Regions from separate parts of the Homo sapiens genome. Here region 1 is linked to region 2. Evidence: chromatin loops called from intact Hi-C (ENCODE). Cell type or tissue: heart left ventricle. All regions are shown on one strand. Each heading gives the region's core, and the rest is flanking DNA. Links, peaks and the distances in the headings are about the cores only.

Region 1 (10,551 bases), core at 1,087-9,086, 55 kb before region 2:
TAAATATATGCATATGCTTTTTAAATATTTTATTTGCCTATGTTATTGAGATTTCAGATTACCTTTAAAAATAATAAAAAGAGGAAGCAAGTAGGAAACTCTTACCCAAATAAAATCAATTGAATGTGAGGTCCGTTACCAGGACATAGGTACATAATGACCCATGGACGTCAAAGCAGAGAGAGCATGAATGGCACATCCCTCTTTGACATCAGAGTCGCATCATTGTGTTACTCTTTAACATCAGTCATACAATAGTGTGGCAACCGCCTAAGTGAAAAGTGGAGACTACTATTTGTGAAGGAAGTTAGAAATAAAGCCTAGTAGTCTCAAGGAGATACTATCTTACTTCTTATGTCTTTTTTCTTTCCTTGAATTACTGACAGCACCTGTCTATGAATGATGTGTGATTATTATATATGTTTATTTGTTTGTTTGTTTTGTTCTTTCTTTCTTCTTTCTTTTTCTTAACGACGAGGTCTCACTCTGCCACCCAGGCTGGAATGCAGTGGTGCAATCATAGCTCACTGCAACTTCAAACTTCCAGGTTTAATTTTCACTGTGGTGAAACAGGATTAGTTCTTGTGGGAATGGATATTTCCCAAGCAGGAGTGTTGTTGTAAAGCTGGGACACTCCAGATCTTGCCTCCACCCATGTGTCCACTTCCCTTTTGACCTTCTCTGCCATGTTTTGAGGCAGCGCAAAGCCCTCGTTAGAAGCTAGATCATGCCCTCGAAATCCCCAGCCTGCAAAACCTTGAATAAAACAGACTCCTTTTCCTTATAAATTAGCCAGTCTGAGTATTCTTGGCTCCTATTCTGTTATAGCAACACAAAACAGACTAATACAATTATCTTTTCAGTGAGATTTCCTATCGCCTATAATAGATTCACTGCCTTTTTTTTTTGTTTAGGATTTTACTTGGTTTTAAACCCATTTTATCTGTAATATAAATAGCTGCAAATTTCAAATGCTAATTATTCAAATGTCAATGATCCCAATACATTCATCTTCAATAACTATAAATCTTGTTACAAACTTAAAAACATTACTTCCAATAGTATTTATGGAAATAAGCTATGATGCACATTCCATTTTATCAGATTTAAGGATTTAATTATTTAATTTTTGAGTGCACTGTTAAAGATTCCACCTTATTTTTAAGGTTATTTATCTTTGTTCAAAACACATTGTTTTTTCTTTTTGTTTGTTTGTTGCTGTTGTTGTTTTAGAGAGATTGGATCTTTCCCAGGCTGGTCTTGAGCTACTGGCCTCAAGCAATCCACCTACCTTGGCCTCCCAAAATGTTGGGATTACAGGAGTGAGTGACAGCACCAAGACACGTTTTTGATCCTTTTAATTACAAACGTCCAACTTTCACTATTATGTGTTATCTTTTAAAGTTGTCTTCCAGGTAGTAATAGAAAGATAAAAATTAGAAGTAATAGAAAGATAAAAATTCCTCAGGAAAGTGTTATTGGATAATATTCTCAAAAAGTATAAAGAAAAACTACTTTTTATTGACTTCAGATTAAGGATATTATGTATTTAGGTCTCTCTGTCTCCAACCCCCGTTGCCTCACATACACACACACCCTTCTGGCATCTTCAATTTTCTAATCATGCTACAATATGATTTTGATTGGATCAATATTCAGTATTCAGTGTTCAATACTATGATCAATATGTAAAATCTCTTCACAGCTGAATCTTTGGACAATCCTCTTTCTGGAAGCTTGTTGGAGTCGCTTGCCCACACCAAGCTTTTGAGACTTTACAATTAACTTGCTATGGATCTAGTTTCATCCATAAGATTTATCAACAGGCAATTTCTTAATATATATACCTTTTAGCACTTGGAATTTTACTTTTTATAATTTTTTTCTCTTTGGGTTTTTTTAATTCTCTTTGTTTTTTTGGAACTTCTGTTAGTCATATGTTAAACCTCCTGCATTGGCCTGAAAAAGTCCACCTTTATTTGACATCTCTGTACTTTGGTTTCATTCTTCAGGATTTTTGCAACTTTATTTTTCAGTCCTTCCATGGAGCTTTGCATTCTTGCTATCAAATTGTGATTTTTAAGAACCCTTGTTATTTTACTTTGTAAACTTTTTGTAGGTTTCTGCTACAAATTCAACAAATAAGGACTGGATACCCTGTGCAATTATTGATATTTTTAATATCGAATATCATATATAAGATATTGATACATATTCAATCATGTCTTTCTAAGATATTATTGGTAAGTATCAGTAAATAAATATCAATAAATTTGCATTAATTACCTCTTTTTCTCTTTATTTTTCTCTCTCCTCCCTTTGCCACAAAATAGGTTTCTGGTTCTGAGGCAAATATATCAAATATCATGCCAAATAGATCAAGCATTGCAGAGGCACTGTGGTAGGAAAGGAAAGCCTATATCCAGAGTATGAGCTGATTTCAATAAGGATAAACAACAATTTCCTCTGCGGTATAATCAACTTGCCACCAGGTTGTTGATAGATCTCTCCAAAACATATCGTCACGTCAACAGCTAAGTGTCAGTCAGTGCACTCTGCTGTGGTTAGTTGAGTATGTTAGCCTAGGTGAGAGGGTCCCATGCTGCTGCACAGGTCTACGGTCTCTATTTCTGCCTCCAGTGCCACTCTGTTGTGGATTCATAGCATTCAGAGTCAGACAGGATCTGGCTGACCTCAATTGCAAAAGTCCTTCTTATACATGTTTGTTCAGCATCTCCATGATGGGTGTTCTCTGATGGATTACAACATGAGACACAGAGGCTCCAAGATTTGTCCCTACTTTCACAAATCCACCCACATAGTATTTTCTAAGGCCCTTTATCACTTGTATTCCAGTCCTGTTTCCTAGAGCCTGCTGAACAAACAGCCAAGCCATTTGCCACTTCCCAGCTTCCCAGATCCCATATGGGTCCTTACCTAAGGTGCTTACTCACTCCCTTTGAACAAAGAAGAGTACTGCTTAGAGCTCTACCGAATAATAGAATTTTTTTTTCAAGGTTGTTTCTTGAGATAATCTTTCAGTGGGGTTATGATATACAGTAGTTCATTTCCAGATAGTGTCAAGGCATCACACCAACAAATATGTGAAATTGGCTCAAACCATGGTGTCATTGACTTTGAACCTCTGTAAATTGCTCATAAAGAACCCCTTGTGGTCCAGAAGAGAGTGAGGCATTCAGAGAGCAGAGGGAGCGGCCATGCATCCTGGGTCATTTGTCCATTTTAGTGTAATTTCTGGAACTCCTTTGGTCTGATCTTACATGTTTTTTTCTTGTTCAGAAAGCTGCTACTGTTTAAAGGAATCAACAGGTGAATCTGATAAAATTCATCTCACAATCAGTATCTCCAGTTACACACTCACTTGGAATCACGGTCAGGCACTCAGCCTCTAGGAGGGGCAGGAATAATTTTTTAAATGGTGAAAAATCTTCTGCAATGAGAATCTGCTTTGTGGGGTCGCCTACTGGGACCCAACAGAAACCTCATATGGAGTCCATCTTCACATGGACATCTATAGTCCTAATATTTATAGTGCCATAAGATCAATTAGGCCAAATGGCTTGAATGTAAGGATAACTCGTGACAGTCTGGATCCCATGGGAGGCCCCACTCAATAGTGACAACCATCTCAGAGCAGAATCTAATTCCGAAGTTTGATATATGATTGGGAGATTCCAACAGGTGACCAAACACTGCCTGTCTTCCTCACTGTCAGGAGGTGTGAAGAGCAGCAACAAGCCTTGTACCTTACCAGGTGTGTCCTAGGTGCATTGGGCAACTGAACTCAAAAAGGAGCTGCTAGGGGGTAGGCTCAGGGTCTCCATGAGGTCTTCTCCCAACTTTTGGAAGCAGGTGCTTGTTTCAGCATTCCAGGGATATCATCACCCCACTTTCTAGCAGCTATGGGGGTTTTATTGGCTTTAGACTGATGAGAAATAATCAACTCCAAACCAAATCTGAAGGACCATCCACTCCTGGTACCAACTGCCTGAGCCCAAGACTCTGAGGAAAATCCATCCTCACCCACACGGAGAAGTGCAATGTCAGGGAAGGAGGGGTGAGGGAGAAGGAGAAGCAGTGAAGGAGGAAGAGAGGGCAAACACGAGGCACTGTGGTCTCATAGAAGTTGCTCAGAGAAAATTAAGAAAAGGCTTAGCATGTATTTTTGCTTGCCTGGGATAATTCACTTATATTACTGTCACAGTATAATTGTTAACAGTGTTCCTGCCAATTCTGACAAAGTGCCCTGGCTTGTTCAAGAATTATTTGTTCTGGCTGGGCATGGGAGCTCTCACCTGCAATCCCAGCAGTTTGGGAGGCCAAGGTGGGTGGATCACTTGAGCCCAGGAGTTCAAGACCAGCCTGGGCAACATAGCCAGACTCAGTGTGTACAGAAAATACAAACATTAGCCCAGTGTGGTAGTGCACACCTGTGGTCCCGGCTACTGGGAAGGCTGAGGTGGGAGGATCACTTGAGTCCAGAAGGTTGAGGCTTCAGTGAGCTGTGATCACACCACGGCACTCCAGCCTGGGGTACAAAGTGAGACCTTGTCTCAAAAAAAAAAAAATAATATATATATATATATATATATTTGTTCTATGAAATATAAGTGACTACATCTCAGAACAGTTCCTCAGGGACTGAAAGAAGGAGAATTCATCTGCCTGGCTTGTTTAGTTTTCTGACTTCCATTGGACAGAATCTGCTCACAGGAATTTCACTCCTGTAGGCACCCAGACTGTATTTTCTGGCACCTCCGAGCAGCTTCTGGCAAGGTGGGACCACAGAGGCTTGTCTCTTGGCCGAGCTGTCTGGACAGAGTGCAGGCGAGGCAGCTGGTTCCCATCCAGCATGCTGTGCTTGCGGTTCCTCTGTCTCTCATTGGCATGAGCGGTCGCCTGGCTCTACGGCTGTGGTAGCAGTGTGTGTGACTGCTGAAGTCTTTCCTCCGTGAACAGAGCAAACCGCCAACGTTTGGGTGACGGGAAAATTGGGCATGACCACAGTCACAGCTCTAAGGTGGCTCAGGATCAGAATCTAGTACACCATGGCTTTAAGTGGCACCCATTAAGCAGTCTAGATGTCACGCAATGTTTACTAGTGACCACACATAATGAGAGCCCAGGAAGAGCTGACTGTAATGCAAACAGAAATTATGGAATATTTATATGATTGCAAAGCAATGGAGAGATTATACAACATTAAAATACTTTATAGTTAGTCTAATGAAGTTACTGATGAAAGAACTACTGGCAGATGTTGTATACAAGGACATGAAGATAAAACGATTAACCTTTTAAGGGAAAAAAAGGAAAAAGCAGGAGACAATAAAAAAATGTGGAGAAGAAAATGAAAATGATACAAAACCTCAATGGAGAAATTTGAAGAAATTAAACAAAAGAAAGTGGCATGCTTTCAGCCTCACTTTCCAAAATAGCATTTCTCTGATGTAATCTGGTCTTGAGAAATTCTTACAGTTTCAACGTGGATGTAGACAAGGACGAAGGAAGGATTTTTATATCAGATGTGACTTTTGTTGAGTTCTAGGAAATGTAGATGTAGTTATATGGCTGGGTGTTAGGGAAGAATATTTCCATTTCTCCGTATAAAAATGACATAGACTCCATGAGGAAATATCTTTTTTTTTTTTTTTTTTTTTTTGAGACGGAGTCTTGCTCAGTCGCCCAGGCTGGAGTGCAGTGGCTCCATTTCCGCTCACTGCAAGCTCCGCCTCCCGGGTTCACGCCATTCTCCTGCCTCAGCTTCCGGAGCAGCTGGGACTACAGGCGCCCGCCACCACGCCCGGCTACTTTTTTGTATTTTCAGTAGAGACGGGGTTTCACCGCATTAGCCAGGATGGTCTCGATCTCCTGACCTCGTGATCCGCCCGCCTCGGCCTCCCAGAGTGCTGGAATTACAGGCGGAAATATCAGTTTTAAGCAGAAGATTTTAACTAATTTGTTTTCCCATTCTTTGCAAAGGGGAAATCGGAATATAGAAATTAACAGCAGAAGGTGAAATGTGGTTGTTCCCACTCACCTTGCAGTGGTATGTTTTCCGCAGTAAAAAGTGATCACATCTTGTTCTAGGTTTTTAACATGCAGTCTAATTCTCCCCTAAATTACAGTGATTTCTGCTTAAACCATTAAACTTTTTATCTGAATTACTCTAAAGCTTAGGCTTTGTCTACATATCCATGGGTCTAATAAAAAAGTTAGTCATCGAAGGTAAAGCAAACTTCGTTTTGGAAACTGCATTTATATTGAACTATATGGTGACTCTGATGTTGCAACAGTACCGTGGTAGAAACAAAACCTTATGATTAACAGAGAAAGTTAGCTCCTGCTGCTGTCTGCCATTAGTAAACAATTTACTGGTTTAATTGTGCTCCGGCAATCACGGCCTTATCATACATGCTCCATCCGCCCTAGGGAAGATAACATGTATGGCTGAGACACCACGCTGTCAAGAAGTTCATGGGTTCATTCATTAACTCATTTTCTATTACAGAATGCAACGTTATTAATTAGAAACCAAAAGTGTATTTTGTTTTGAAGTTAAAAAAATTAAAGTAGTCAGGTAGTGGGAATTTTTTTTTCTTCAAAGTCAATATATATAATAGGGTTTCTCATTTAAAACAAAATAAATGAACTTGCACGAATCTTTTAAAAACTGAAGGAAGAAAAACAATGCTTAATTTTCCCTGGCACATAGTAAGTTGTCAAAAAGTCCTGCATTTCCCTTGTTTCTTGGGAGGTTTAAGGGGAGGGGGTCACTGCAGAGCATCCAGCTGAGGTGTGTTCATGGCAATATCTCAAATGTGCGCCTAATTCCAAGTGGTCAAATACATTCATGTACACATTTTCTTACAGGCATATAGTGGAAAGTTGGTGGCTTAATGAAGTTATATAGGACAAAATTACAAAAATCTTAAGCTGATAATACAGTTGGGAATCAGAAACAACTGATTACAATTTGTAAATACTGGCTTTTCAGAATTGATTTATGTAAATCTTTAAATTTGGGGGCATGATCATAACGTTTACTGCTATAAATGCTACAAAAGTAATTGCAATTGATATATACTACTTCAGGAACAAGGTTTATGTAGGACATGTTTTATTCATTTTTCATTTTAATGTTTAATTAACATCCTTTGTTTTAATGGCATCGTAACTAATAGTACAATAAAAATGTGTTGAGAAATAGCATAACTAGAAGTAGGAAATAATATAAATAAGTGTTAATAAGTAATAAAATAAATTTTGTTTATTCCTGAGAATTTACTTTGTAAAAATTTTTATATAAATTTTACAAATATTTAAAGAAATTTGGAAATAATTTGAAAATACTTGACTCTGATGGAAACAAACAGATTTTTTGGTTGAGTGCAGTAGCTCATGTCTGGAATCCCAGCACTTTGGGAGGCAGAGGTGGAAGGATTACTTGAGGCCAGGAGTTCCAGAGTAGCCAGGGCGACCTATTGAGAGCCCGTCTCTACAAAAAATAAAATTAAAAAAAAATTAGCTGGGCATGGTGGTGCATACCTGTAGTCCCAACTACTCAGGCGGCCTCAGTGGTGGGATTATTTGAGCCCAGGAAGTCAAAGCTGCAGTGAGCCGTGAATGCCACTGCACTGTGGAGTGCCACTGCACTCCAGCCTGGACGACAGAGTGAAACTCTGTCTCAAAAAAAAAAAAAAAAAAATATATATATATATATATATATATATATATATATATATATATTTACAATGCTTTATGAAAATTATTTTTTGCATCAAGCATATACTTCAGTGGTGAGTCCAAATAGAGTTTCAGTTTGGTAAGTCTGCTGACCACCAACGGAACTCCCTCTTGATTAAATAAACAAAGTCATCTCCCAGGGTGTTTTTAATGTGAATAATGACAAAATTTGCACTACATTCTTTATTGATTTCTAATATTAAAACATGGAAATTTTATATTATCGTGTAGGCATGAGAAAAGTTGATTTAATGCATGCACTCCCTGAAATCAAATGCAGGCTCTCCGGATAGAGGTTAGAATGTTAGTTAGTGCTGAGCAGTACATGGCAATGCATACCACAGATTGTACAGTGATAGACACAGAAGAACAGGGAATTTTTGCCTTAGCAGGTAAAAGCTCTGGGCTTTGATTCTGCCTTTCTCTGGGAGCTGGAGGCCATATGCAGTAGGTAGATGTGGCCCTCTGCTGTAAGACCATCATGGAACCACTGCCCATGTGCAAGGTGACATGCGCTGAGGTAACCATAGATAGGTCTAAAATTTAAGATAACTGGTAAACACATTGCCTCTGCTTCCCAGTGTGCTGGGGTTACAGGTGTGAGTCACCATGCCTGGCCAAACATATTTATAATAGCTGATTTAAAGTTTCTGTTTGCCATGCCTGACATCTGGGCACTCTCAAAGGCAGTTCCTGTTGCCTACTTTTATTTCCTATGTGAGTCATACATTTCTTTATTCCTGTGTGTGTGTGTCTATGTGTGTGTGCGTGTGTGTGTGTGTAGATGTGTGTAAACCACAATTTAAAAAAAACTGGACACTTTCAATAATATATTGTAGCAATTCTGGTTACTAATTTCCATTCCCCTTCCTCTAGTTTGTTGTTGTTTGCTTCTTTATTTGTTTAGTGCCTTGGCAAGACTCTTTGAGTGATGTGTATTCTCTGCAGTGTGCAGCCAATGTCATTGTTCATCAGATGGTGCAGCCTCGGACATTTTCATCCTCAGATGACAATGATTAGAGCAAGGCTCTTTCTCTCATCTCTGTGTTAATCCTTATGCCTCCATTGGTATTACACCTCGCTGTTAGCTTACACTAATTGTAGAATGATGTCCCATTGTTTTCAGCAACGTCCAGAGGTATAAATTGTCCTACAAGCGAATCCAATTAAATTCAGTTATTTTTGCTCAGGTAGTCTTTAAGTCCAGTCTTTGAGGATTATTCCAACCAAGAAGGCACTGAGCGGTCTCTATCCCAGGCTCTGTCAGTTAAAAAACTAGCTGCTGTATGGTTTAGCTTGTTGCTCTCGGGGAACTAGCAATTTTATTGCTTACATCAAAATAACCATTGTTTATGACTGTGGCCATGGCCTTTGAACCTTCCTGTGTTCTCTTTCAAGTAAAGGCAGTTCCTCTGAGGTCAGCAAGGAATCTTGGAATGTTTATGGGCTACCACTGTGGCTATGTAAAACCTCAGAACTCTGCTCCAGAGCTGGGGGCAGGGACAGTACCTGCAGGCTTCTCTCTTGCCTCACTCATCAGGTATGAACAGTTCTCCTCAATTTGCCTTCCCCAGCATTGAAACTCTACTGTAAGGCTGGGCGCGGTGGCTCACGCCTGTAATCCCAGCACTTTGGGAGGCCGAGGCGGATGGATCACCTGAGGTCGGGAGTTTGAGACTAGCCTGACCTACATGGAGAAATCCCGTTTCTACTAAAAATACAAAATTAGCCAGGCATGGTGGCGCATGCCTGTAATCCCAGCTGCTTGGGAGGCTGAGGCAGGAGAATTGCTTGAACCCAGGAGGCGGAGGTTGCGGTGAGCCGAGATCGCGCCATTGCACTCCAGCCTGGGCAACAGGAGGGAAACTCAGTCTCAAAAAAAAAAAGAAAAAGAAAAAGAAAAAAAAAACCGTACTATACAAGCAAACTGGAACAAAGACTATTGGAGGCCGGTATTCTTGACCTGCTATGCTTCCACTCTAAAGTATGAACTGATTAGAGGAAGGGAGCCCAAAATCTTTCAGCCACTCTTACCTGAGGAGCTTCTGCAACACAACACAGAATTTGGCAGGATACAAATGCTGCTTACCTGCCCTCCTGCAGAGATTTTATAGCTGGAGCGTGGGAGCCGGGGTAAGATGGAGCCCTGTGTTTTTGGCTACATGTGTCTGGAACACAGCTTCCTGTCAACTCTGCTTGGGGGGAGGGAAAAAGAAAGGAGGTTGTGGATAAATTGCCAGAGGTTCTTGCTGTTACCTACAACCATTTAGTGACGTTCTAGAATAAATGTTTCTTCACTTGTTGTATGCCCCTTTGGATAATTTCCAGAGACTTACAAGGTGCTTAAATCTGTAGTTGCCAGGGCTCTTCAGAGAAACAGGGCCAATGGAATGTGTGTATGTATACAGTCTGCCCTCCATGTTGGTAGGTTCTGCACCTGTGGATTCAACCCACCGTGGGCATGTTTGATCCAAGGTTGCTTGAATTCTTGCATGAGGAACTCTTGGATAAGAAGGGCCAACTGTCAGGGACTTGATTATCTGCAGATTTTGGTAATCGCAAGAGATGCTGAAGTCCCGTCCCACGGATACCAAAGGATGATCGTGTGTGTGTGTGTGTGTGTGTGTGTGTGTGTGTGTGTGTTGGGGGCGGGGGTTGATTTCTGAGAGAGAGAGAGAGAGAGAGAGAGAGAGAGAGAGAGATTAAGGAATCGGATCATATGATAGTGGACGCTAGCAAGTCCAAAATCTGCAGAACAAGTTGGCAGGCTGGAAACCCAGAAAA
Region 2 (10,551 bases), core at 1,622-9,621:
CCTTTTATACCTGTTTTTCTCCTTCTCTTATTCCATTTAGTTTTTCAATTCATACAAAACCGTATCCAGGCCATCACCAATCATTCTATATGACAAATGTTTCTTCTAACAACCCCACAATACCACCCCTTACCACAAGACCTCCCTTCAGCTTAATCTCTCCCACTCTAGGTTCCCACACTGCCCCTAATCCTGCTTGAAGCAGCCCTGAGAAACATCACCCATTCTCTCTCCATACCACCCCCAAAAATTTTCGCCACCCTAATACTTCAACACTATTTTGTTTTATTTTTCTTATTAATATAAGAAGGCAGGAATGTCAGGCCTCTGAGCCCAAGCCAAGCCATCGCATCCCCTGTGACTTGCATGTTTATGCCCAGATGGCCTGAAGTAACTGAAGAATCACAAAAGAAGTGAAAAGGCCCTGCCCCGCCTTAACTGATGACATTCCACTATTGTGATTTGTTCCTGCCCCACCTTAACTGAGTGATTAACCCTGTGAATTTCCTTCTCCTGGCTCAGAAGCTCCCCCACTGAGCACCTTGTGACCCCCGCCCCTGCCCACCAGAGAACAACCCCCTTTGACTGTAATTTTCCATTAACTTCCCAAATCCTATAAAACGGCCCCACCCCTATCTCCCTTCGCTGACTCTTTTCGGACTCATCCGGCCTGCCCCCAGGTGAAATAAACAGCCATGTTGCTCACACAAAGCCTGTTTGGTGGCCTCTTCACATGGACGCACATGAAAAGTATCTTAAACATAAGTTAGTAAGATGAATCCAGCAATGTATAATAAATTGGTAATATATTAAAACTAATTAGTTTCCTATCAAGAATGCAAGATTGTATATTATTAGAACAAATTCACTAATTCAAGATATTATCAAATTATAATAGAGATTACCTCAGTAGGTGCTGAAAAGGATTTAATATAACTTGGAATAAATTATTTAAAATAACATATAAACTAAATTTAGAAGAAAGATCCCTTAGACTAAAATAGGTTATCACAAAAAATCCATAACAAATGTCATAAATTAGTGGTAAAATTGAAATCTTATTTGTTAAAGATCAGGAATAAGTCAATTATATCTCTTATAACTGTGTAATTAAATGATTGAAAAGTAATAAATCAAACATCTTTATAGATAACATGCTTGTTCATATAAAAAACAAGTTGACTGATAGGTTATTAGAACTCATGAAGAAGGTAGAGCAAAATAAAAATCTTGTTTTAAAAAAACGTATGTAGTTTTACAGGTAGGTGTGTGTGAAATACAATATTCAGCTGTATGTAATTATAAGGTTTAACAGTTATACAACTATATCCATATAAAACTATATATAACCATATACTGTGTATTTGTCTGTTCTCACACTGCTAATAAAGACATACCTGAGGAGCAAAGTCACGTAATACAATTTATAAAGGAAAGCAGTTCAATAGACTCACAATTCCACATGGCTGGGGAAGCCTGACAATCATGGCAGAAGGCAAAGGAGGAGCAAAGTCACGTCTTGTATGGTGGCAGGCAAGAGAGAGCTTTTATAAATCTGATGATTTATAAAATCATCAGATCTCGTGAGACTTATTCACTAACGGAGAGCAACATGGGAAAGACCCGCCCCCGTGATTCAGTTACCTCCCACTGGGTCCCTCTCAGGACACATGAAAATTACTACAATTCAAGGTTAGATTTAGGTAGGGACCCAGAGCCAAACCATATTATACAGGATAGTTAATTTATGTGTAAACTTGTTTAGCCCATAGTACACAGATACTTGTTGAAACAGGTCTACATGTTGCTGGGCAGGTATTTTTAGATGAAATTAACACATAAGTAGAATATGAGAAAAGTATAGTACCCTCCATAACATGGGTGAGATTCATGCCATCAGTTGAAGGCTTAAGAAAGAGACAGACCTCCCCTAGGAAGAGGGAAACCTGACAATTAGAGGGCCTTTGGACTCCAGCTGTGACATCCACTCTTCCTTGAGCACGCATCCAGCCTGCTGCCTGGCCTGCAGATTTTGAATTTATCAGTCTCCCAAATTCAGTGAGCCTACTACTTACATAATCTCTCTCTGTATATATATTAGACACACACCTCTTTCCCTTTCTCTAAAAATATGACTTCTAATCAAATTGATGTATAGATCCAATGCAATTCCCATAAAAAATCTTGTGAAAATACATGCACACAAGTGTGAAATGTGTGTGTGATTGCATACAAATTGACAGGAATATTTTTAAATGTATGTAGAAATGCAAATGACTAAGAATAAAACAAGATGAGGTGATTTTTCTGAATCTCTATCAAGAATTAACGTGTCATTGTTTAAGAATTAAGATAATGGAGTATTAGAACAGGAATAGTCAAATGGATGGAAAAATAAAGAGTCCAAAAGGAACAAAGCACAAATTAAGCTTTGATTAATGACAAGGCTTGGATTTCAAGTGAGTAGAAAAATACGGCCTATAAAATGAGTGTTATTGGGTCAATTCAGAATCCACATGGAAAAAAAAAAATCGAACCAGTGTCAAAATTAATGCCTATTAATGTATATTAAAAATCCATTGCAAAACACATTTTCAAAAGCAATGTGGAAACATATCATTACAACCTTAGATAGGATTTCTTAAGTAAAAAAAAAATTGCAATCTGTATGAAAGGACATTAACATAAATTCAACTGCATTAAAATCAAGTGCTTTGGCTCCTGAGGGACCCAGAAATATTGACTTCTGAACTATTCCTTGTGGTTGTTAACTAAGAAAAATACATTTTACACCTATCAAATAAAAACTTATTTTGTCTTTTATGTGAAGTCTGTTCCTTCTTCCCTAGAGACCTTGAAGATTTGTTGTTCAAGGAGAAACTGAAGAGCAAGAAGGAAAGTGAGAGCCAGCAATACCAGCAGAGCCAGATCTGAGCTGGGAGAAGGGGAGAAAGTTTGTGAAGAGGAGGTAAGAAAGTCGTTCTGAAAGATAATGAGTCCTGAAATTAAAAAGAAAGTTTTAGTTACACCCAGATGCTGTTAAATGGTAGTGAAGGACACTTGGAAAGAGCAAGTTTAAAGAATGTGATTATAGAAAAATAAAGAGAGGTGCCCTGCTAGTGCTTGGAGTCCTGCTCCATTTAATAATTGGTTACATATATTGACAAACTGATTCCCGGAGAAAGAACTTTCTGTACGTTAGAAGGGGTATCATAATCACACATGATGTAAAGCGGACCTCTAAGTTCAATGGCTCATCAGTCAACCATAGGTATGTTTGTTAATCAGCACAGGAATCTACTCTTTTAAACACATATTGAATGCGATGTATTAGGAGATTTAGGGATTATATAAATAAAATATTTATACCTTCAGGATTAAGGAGATTCATTCTTTCTCAGATCTCTCTGCTTTTTATGTTCTCACACTTGTAGAGTTTATTACTGCTTTATAGCAATACAACTTTATCCTAAAATCTTCCCCAATTTGACTCCTTTTGTGTAATCCCCCAGAAGCATCATTGGATCCTAGGTGAGGCACCAGGTTGGAGGTATGGAATGGAAGGATGCCTGGGCCTCACCTATTCTGATTGGTTAAATGGGGAGCCTTCCCTTAGAGAATTTAACAAAAGTCAATTGGACATTAGCCAAACGGACAAGAACAGGTGGACTGAACACAAAAGGGAATTCTATAAACACATTTACAAGATTAGGAAGTATTTTTTGTCTTGTTTTAAGAGATCTACTGCTATATTGCACAGGCTGGCCTGCCTCAGCAACATAGTAACGCATCTACTGGCTCAAGCAATCTTCCCACCTCAGGTCTCAAGTAGCTGGGACTACAGGAATGCGCCTCCGTGCCCGGCTAAGGTTTCGAGTTTTGCTACTATATTTTGTCATTCTTGTATCTAATTACAAGAAATTTATTAGTAAATATAGGTAAATATTATTAGGAACACTAATACCATTCCGATGTTCATCACGTGTTTCTCTGTATAGCACTAACTAAGCAGCAGGGGGAAAAATGCATTAATCGCTGCTTTGTATGTCACGCTTGAATATTATAAAAATCTTTGTTAAAAAGAAAAATACATGCCTCCAATATCCCAGAGGGCTTAACGGGTTTATGGCTTACTTCCTAGTTTGAGAAATGTTGGCCTGAAAAACTAAATTATTATTCTTTCAAAATGTGTTTCCACAGGAAGTTACCATTAAAAATGAAAAAAAAAATCTGTATAATGTAATACTTTATTTTGTATCAAAGAACAAATTTTAAAACATCCTCAAAGACCTTGTGAACTATTTATAAATCTTCATGAACCTTTGTGAAAACTAGTTTGCCTTATTCTCCATTTAAAAATTTCAGTTAGTAGTGTTAGATATCCAATGTCCCCTTAGTGACCTAGAACTGTAATGAGCATGACAGACCGATTCCAGACAATTCAGACCTACTTTCCTATTTCACAGGTGGGTATTTCAGCCTATATAACAGCTCCATTTTAAATTAAACGATATAGATATATTTTTGGTAGTAAGTGAAAGGCTCAATTTTAATTCACCGAATAGTCTCCTTAATGACATCTAATTAGGACATCTGTTAAGGGTACATGATCTTACATTCTTCATTTGGTTTTCCCCATTAAATTAGCTCTACTATTTTTTCACTCTTTTATTAGAAGCTTACTAATGGGGCTACATATGTGTGTGTGTGTGTGTGTGTGTGTGTGTGTGTGTGTGTGTGTATGCTCTAAGAAACTTTTATAATACTAGAATATGCTTCCTGATTAGGTTGAACAGTCATTCTTTTTCATGTTAATAATTGGATTGACCTTATTAAGAATTTAGAATCTCCTGTTCCCCTTTCTCAGAAAAATCTCTAAATTGGAGGACCTCCACAGAAGTTCCATCATTAGCTAGATATATCAGCTGACAGTGATTCAGTGATCAAAGTGATGATGTGATAAAGATGCAAATATTTGATGGTTTTTTTCCCCAAGAATTCTGCTTTGCATCAATATTACAGTGATGTGGCTTTGAAATATATTCTTAAGAAATTAATTATCCCTGTAGATATTATACATGTTTTACTTCTGATAGTTGTTTTCTATAATCTGGCAAATTATTATAAAATAGAAGATTTCCAGTTGAAGCTCTGTATTTTTTAATCACATAAAAATACCATAGGAATATTTTCATTTCTAAATATATACCTAACTCCAATGTCTATCTGCTTTTCCAGGGAACATTCATTATAAATTTAGCCTTAGTCCAATCTGCATATGTATCTAGTTCTCCCAACTAATTTTATAGGTCTTCAGAATTATTCCATTTATTAACTACTCCCTCATGTAAGTGAAGTTTATTAGGCAACAATTTAACTCATTCTGGTCACTGGCTTATCAGTTCTTTGATTTAATAGTATTACACAAATATCACATAATCCCATATTATCATCTTTTCTGTAAATCTATAGAACCAAACCAAACAAGACACAAAATCTCAAGAAGAATGATGGGATAAATGCTATTTGCTAAAATGTCTATGGCCCAGCACTTTGGGAGGCCGAGGTGGGCGATCACGAGGTCAGGAGATCGAGACCATCCTGGCTAACATGGTGAAACCCCATCTCTTTTAAAAATACAAAACAATTAGCCGGGCATGGTAGTGGGTGCCTATAGTCCCAGCTACTTGGGAGGCTGAGGCAGGAGAATAGCATGAACCTGGGAGACGGAGCTTGCAGTGAGCCGAGATCACACCACTGCACTCCAGCCTGGGCCAGAGCGAGACTTTGTCTCAAAAAAAAAAAAAAAAAAAAAAAAAAGAAATGTCTATGGAATGCCTTCTTGGTGTGAAATATGAAAAATAAATTCAGGAAACAAATTATAATATCTCAAATAATCAAACCATAGGAAGCACTTAGAAAAAACAGGTGGGTCACGTTTGAATTACTGATAATATAAAAATGCTCATAACAATCAGGAAGAAATTATTATAATTTCCAAAAAAATGGCTTTGGGCTCAACATAGTAATAATTCAATAGCCTTCCTGTTGGTATGCATTTAGAGAAAAGGTTTAAAAATCATGAGAAAATGCAGTGGATATATTTGTTAGCATTAATAGTATTAGTAATAATGCTGATTTATACAGCATTGTATTAAACAAATACATATAATTTATTTAACAATCCTCCCATTAAAAAGTGGGATCTATTTCTGTTCTCCTTGAATTTGGTCTTGCCTGTGACTTCTCTGATACTAAGGTAAAATGGAAAGAGTGGTACACCGTTTCTGGATAGCCTTTTCGAAGAGTGGCAGTTCCCATGCTGCTCTCAAGCCTAGAAATGTCATGTAGAGAATATGACTGCTCTATTAGAGAACCCTCATGAAGCAGCCCAGAAGCCACATGGAGGGAGAGAGATAGCAATCAGGGTTACCTTTTCCCACCGAGGTAGAGGTAGCAAGCCTGTCGGTGGAATCATCTTGAACAATGTGGCCCTGCCCCCCTGCTATCAGCAGAAAACCATTTAACACCAGACTAGAGCAAGGAAATTGCCAAGACCTTCCTCAATTTCTAACCCACAAAATCGTAAGAATACATTCACCACAGTTTTAAGCTCCTAAATTCAGGATGGTGTGTTAAGTGGCAATAGAAACTAGAACAGGATGTTTTATCAATGCGACATTTTGTATTTTAAAATAAGGTGATATATGCTGTTAGTTTTCATCCAAATAGCAGATTATGAAAACTTTGCAGTGAAAAAATTAGCTGGCATTTCCATGCAGGCAAACTTTGAGGCACAAATTGTGCAAAACTGGCCCAGAAAACATGGAATCCCTCTTCTTAAGTTAATACTGTTACTTAGAATATGACTGAACAAGCACAACAAGATTCAATATAGGGCATATTTTAATATTTATAGTTATATGAAAGTTTCTCTATGTGCCAGTGATTTATGCTATTTTCTTAATCTTTATAAAAGTTATGTTTATTTTTAACTGAAAATAACAACTGATTAAAATCTTTTTGAGAAGTGGAAAAATTTCCCTTACCAGTACGTTAATGTAAGAATATGATGATGGCTCTAAAGAAATCAATTATGGGCCGGGCGCGGTGGCTCATGCCTGTAATCCCAGCACTTTCGGAGGCCAAGGCAGGCGGATCACAAGGTCAGGAGATCGAGACCATCCTGGCTAACACGGTGAAACCCCGTCTCTACTAAAAAAAAAATACAAAAAATTAGCCAGGCGTGGTGGCGGGCGCCTGTAGTCCCAGCTACGCGGGAGGCTGAGGCAGGAGAATGGCGTGAACCTGGGAGGCGGAGCCTGCAGTGAGCCGAGATCGCGCCACCGCACTCCAGCCTGGGCGACAGCGAGACTCCATCTCAAAAAAAAAAAAAAAAAAAGAAAAGAAATCAATTATGAAGAAATAACTGTTCTGTGGCAGGCAGAACGCTATATGGAGTAATACAAAATAAAAAAAAATGTTTTCAACCGTAAAGTATAATCTATTGTACCTGAAATAATATAAGATTCCAGGATAAATGAAACACTTCAAAAAATCAATTGAACTTGACAAATTTTGAAGATATTCCAAGAACTGATATTTTTCAAGTTGACAATCTTTTTTATAAAGTAGAAAAATTAGCAAAATTTTAGCCAAATATAGATCTCCTGTAAGTGTCCTGAAAAATAAGTGAATAATGAATTATTTGTAGGAGAGCAATCATGGTAATTTTCTTCATGAGCTAAAAATTGTAATCACTGTTGATGTGATACAAGGAGCTATGACTCAGAATTCTTACATTAATTTTCTTTATTTGATTGAGAAATAGGTAAGAGAAAAAGGTAGCAGCTACCAGGACAAAAGCTGATGAGGGCTATCGGGAGTTGCACAGCACTGCAGAGACAAAAATTACAATTCTTGGCTCCCAGGGCAGACAACCTTGAGAGTGAAGATGCCAAAGTTGGCAAGTACAGCCATGGAAGCCCAATATTTGGTGCCACATTTCCCTCAGTGTATCTGCAAATTTCTTGGAGCCTAGAGGCTGAGAAGCCTAACAGAAAGCAGCAGCTGAGTCTAAGAAGCTAATTAGAGTTTTCACTGGGCTCAAAATGCATGGGAGGAAAAAAAAGGATGTTCAGTGCCTAGACATGAGTAAATTATGAAAAGTAGAGTAGTAGGAAAATATAAAAGACAGCAGAAGAGATAGATGGAACATAGCGTAAATTTGGAATCCAAGAAGAGCAACGAGGAGAGAATAGATCAGAAACACTATCTGATCATGATCAATAAGTTTCTAAAACATCTGAACAGTATCAAGCCCCAGAGTCACAAAGGGCCACAAACTAAAGCAGGGTCAACAAATCTATGTAAAAAAATCCAAAAACAATGAAATAAAGATACCATACCTTCATGAAAAAAAAAAAACAAAAAACTACTAACCATGACCGCGGCCTTATAAATATATAACTAAAGGATAATAAAAAGTAAAGAAAATTGGCTTTTTCTTTATTTATTCAAAATAAAATGTCTGAAAGAAAAAAAAGAATGAAAGTGAAAGTTAAAGAGCATTGAAAAGAAATACTAGATGATAGATCTAAACACACTGTATTTGTCATTACATTAACTATAAATAGATAAAATACTTCAATTAAAAAACAGATTGTCAGATTGAATTTTAAAACCTGTGATATGTGAATTGTATACATTTTAATAATCAGCGTACAAAAAAGATGAAAGTTATGACTGGAATAAGAAATACTATGCAAACATTAGCTGAAATATGGTTAAAATACCTGATATATTTTATCAGAAAAAGTAGAGTTGAAGGTAAAAATGAAAAATACTGGAGTTATGAAGACATTGTACAACTAAAACACGGTCAATCTTCCAGTAAAATAATTATAAGTATTGGCCAGGTACAGTGGCTCATGCCTGTAATCCCAGCATTTTGAGAAGCTGACACAGGCGGATCATGAGGTCAGGTGTTCAAGACCAGCCTGGCCAATATGGTGCAACCCTGTCTCTACTAAAAATACAAAAATTAGCCTGGCATGGTGGTGCACGCCTGTAGTCCCAGCTACTTGGGAGGCTGAGGCAGAAGAATTGCTTCAACCCGGGAGGCAGAGGTTGCAGTAAGCTGAGATCGCACCACTGCACTCCAGCCTGGGCCACAGAGTGAGACTCTGTCTCAAAAAATAAATAAATAAATAAATACATACATACATACATAATTATAAATATTTACTTGAAATATTTAAAACCAAAAAAAAACTATCAATTCCAAAAGGTATTTGGGGACCATAGTTGGCAATTTTGACTCAGTTCTCAAATGAAAGGATATATTAAATCAAAGGAGACATGATACCAATGAATAAACTTGACTCAAGGATAAGAAGTATTCTTATTCTTGATAATAATACTTATAAACTTGACTCAAGAATAAGAAGTATTGTAGTACCAATAATTTCAGAATACACATTCATTAAAAGTGTTAATGGAACATTTTCCGAAATTACCAAGATGATAAGCCAAAGTTTCAACAAATTTCAAAGGACTGCGATTATGCAAAATATCTTCTAAACAATGTGGAATTAATCCAGTAAATGAGAATCAGAGCAATATGAGATACCCTAACAACAACAACAAAAAGAATTATAGTCATAGTAAGCTTATTGAAAGCAGGATTTTGAAAAATATATTACAGCTGAGATTATAAATGGGCTCAACAATTTTAGCATAAAATAGATCACTAATAATATTAATATATACACTTTTTTTATATCCTCTGACCTAGAAATTTTACTTCTAGGAAATTATCATGTAGAAACAGACAAAAATTAAGCAGGAGAATGTTCTTTACAGCATTATTTACAATAATATTTTTAAATTGGAAACAATCTAAAATGTCTTGTTACATAAAGTAATTTGTATACATGTATAAATGAATACCTGCACGTAATAGGTCATAGTCTGCAGTTATTTAAAGAATGAAATACATTTCCATATACAGATGGGAAAATGTATATGCAATGTACTTTTTAAAAAAAACTTTGAGATAATTCAGAGAGCATGTTCTTATATTTTATAACCAAATATGTGTCTGTAAATGGATATAAAAATCCAGGGCACTATCCACCTGCTCATTCATAATAGTGATTTATGAATAAGATTAAAAGTAATCATAATTTTTTACTGTTACTTAACATTTAAATATTTTACAATAACAAATATCAAAAAATAGTTTAAAGTAGAATTCATGCTATAATATTACACCGGAATAGTATTTGTGCCATACTAGTACTTCTGGAGTACCAAAATCAAGTATCAAAATAATATCAAATGCAAAGGACATTTTATTGCAACTTCTGAGGGATGACATTAGTTGAATTTTAAGAATGATGTGTTAGGTTCAACTTATAAATCACTGTTAGACACATAATCCTTAATCCACCTCTATGTAGCAATCTAGAAAATAACATCAGATATAAAGCCAATAGGTAGAATTATTGTCAAAGTCTCTTTGTTTATGGGGTGATTGAAAATTTCTTG

Evidence for each region. Peaks named below come from ENCODE experiments on the same cell type or tissue, not always from the same donor. Only the 100,000 strongest peaks of a DNase experiment are listed, where the experiment ranks them.
Region 1: it touches region 2 in a loop (4-fold over the local background); 3 of 110 quality-filtered maps call a loop at or near these places.

The regions. Positions count from the first base shown.
Region 1 is chr18:73,274,798-73,285,348 of GRCh38, forward strand. No RefSeq gene overlaps it. Among named protein-coding and RNA genes, the nearest start is that of LINC02864, 16 kb to the left of the region's middle. In heart left ventricle, for the core only: no CTCF peak of the experiment used is centred there; a DNase peak (open chromatin) is centred at 4,944; H3K27ac peaks cover 212 bases.
Region 2 is chr18:73,329,614-73,340,164 of GRCh38, forward strand. LINC02582 (long intergenic non-protein coding RNA 2582) reads left to right here. Exons shown (of 3, transcript NR_038340.1): 2 at 2,852-2,968. Among named protein-coding and RNA genes, the nearest start is that of LINC02582, 9.9 kb to the left of the region's middle. In heart left ventricle, for the core only: no CTCF peak of the experiment used is centred there; no DNase peak of the experiment used is centred there.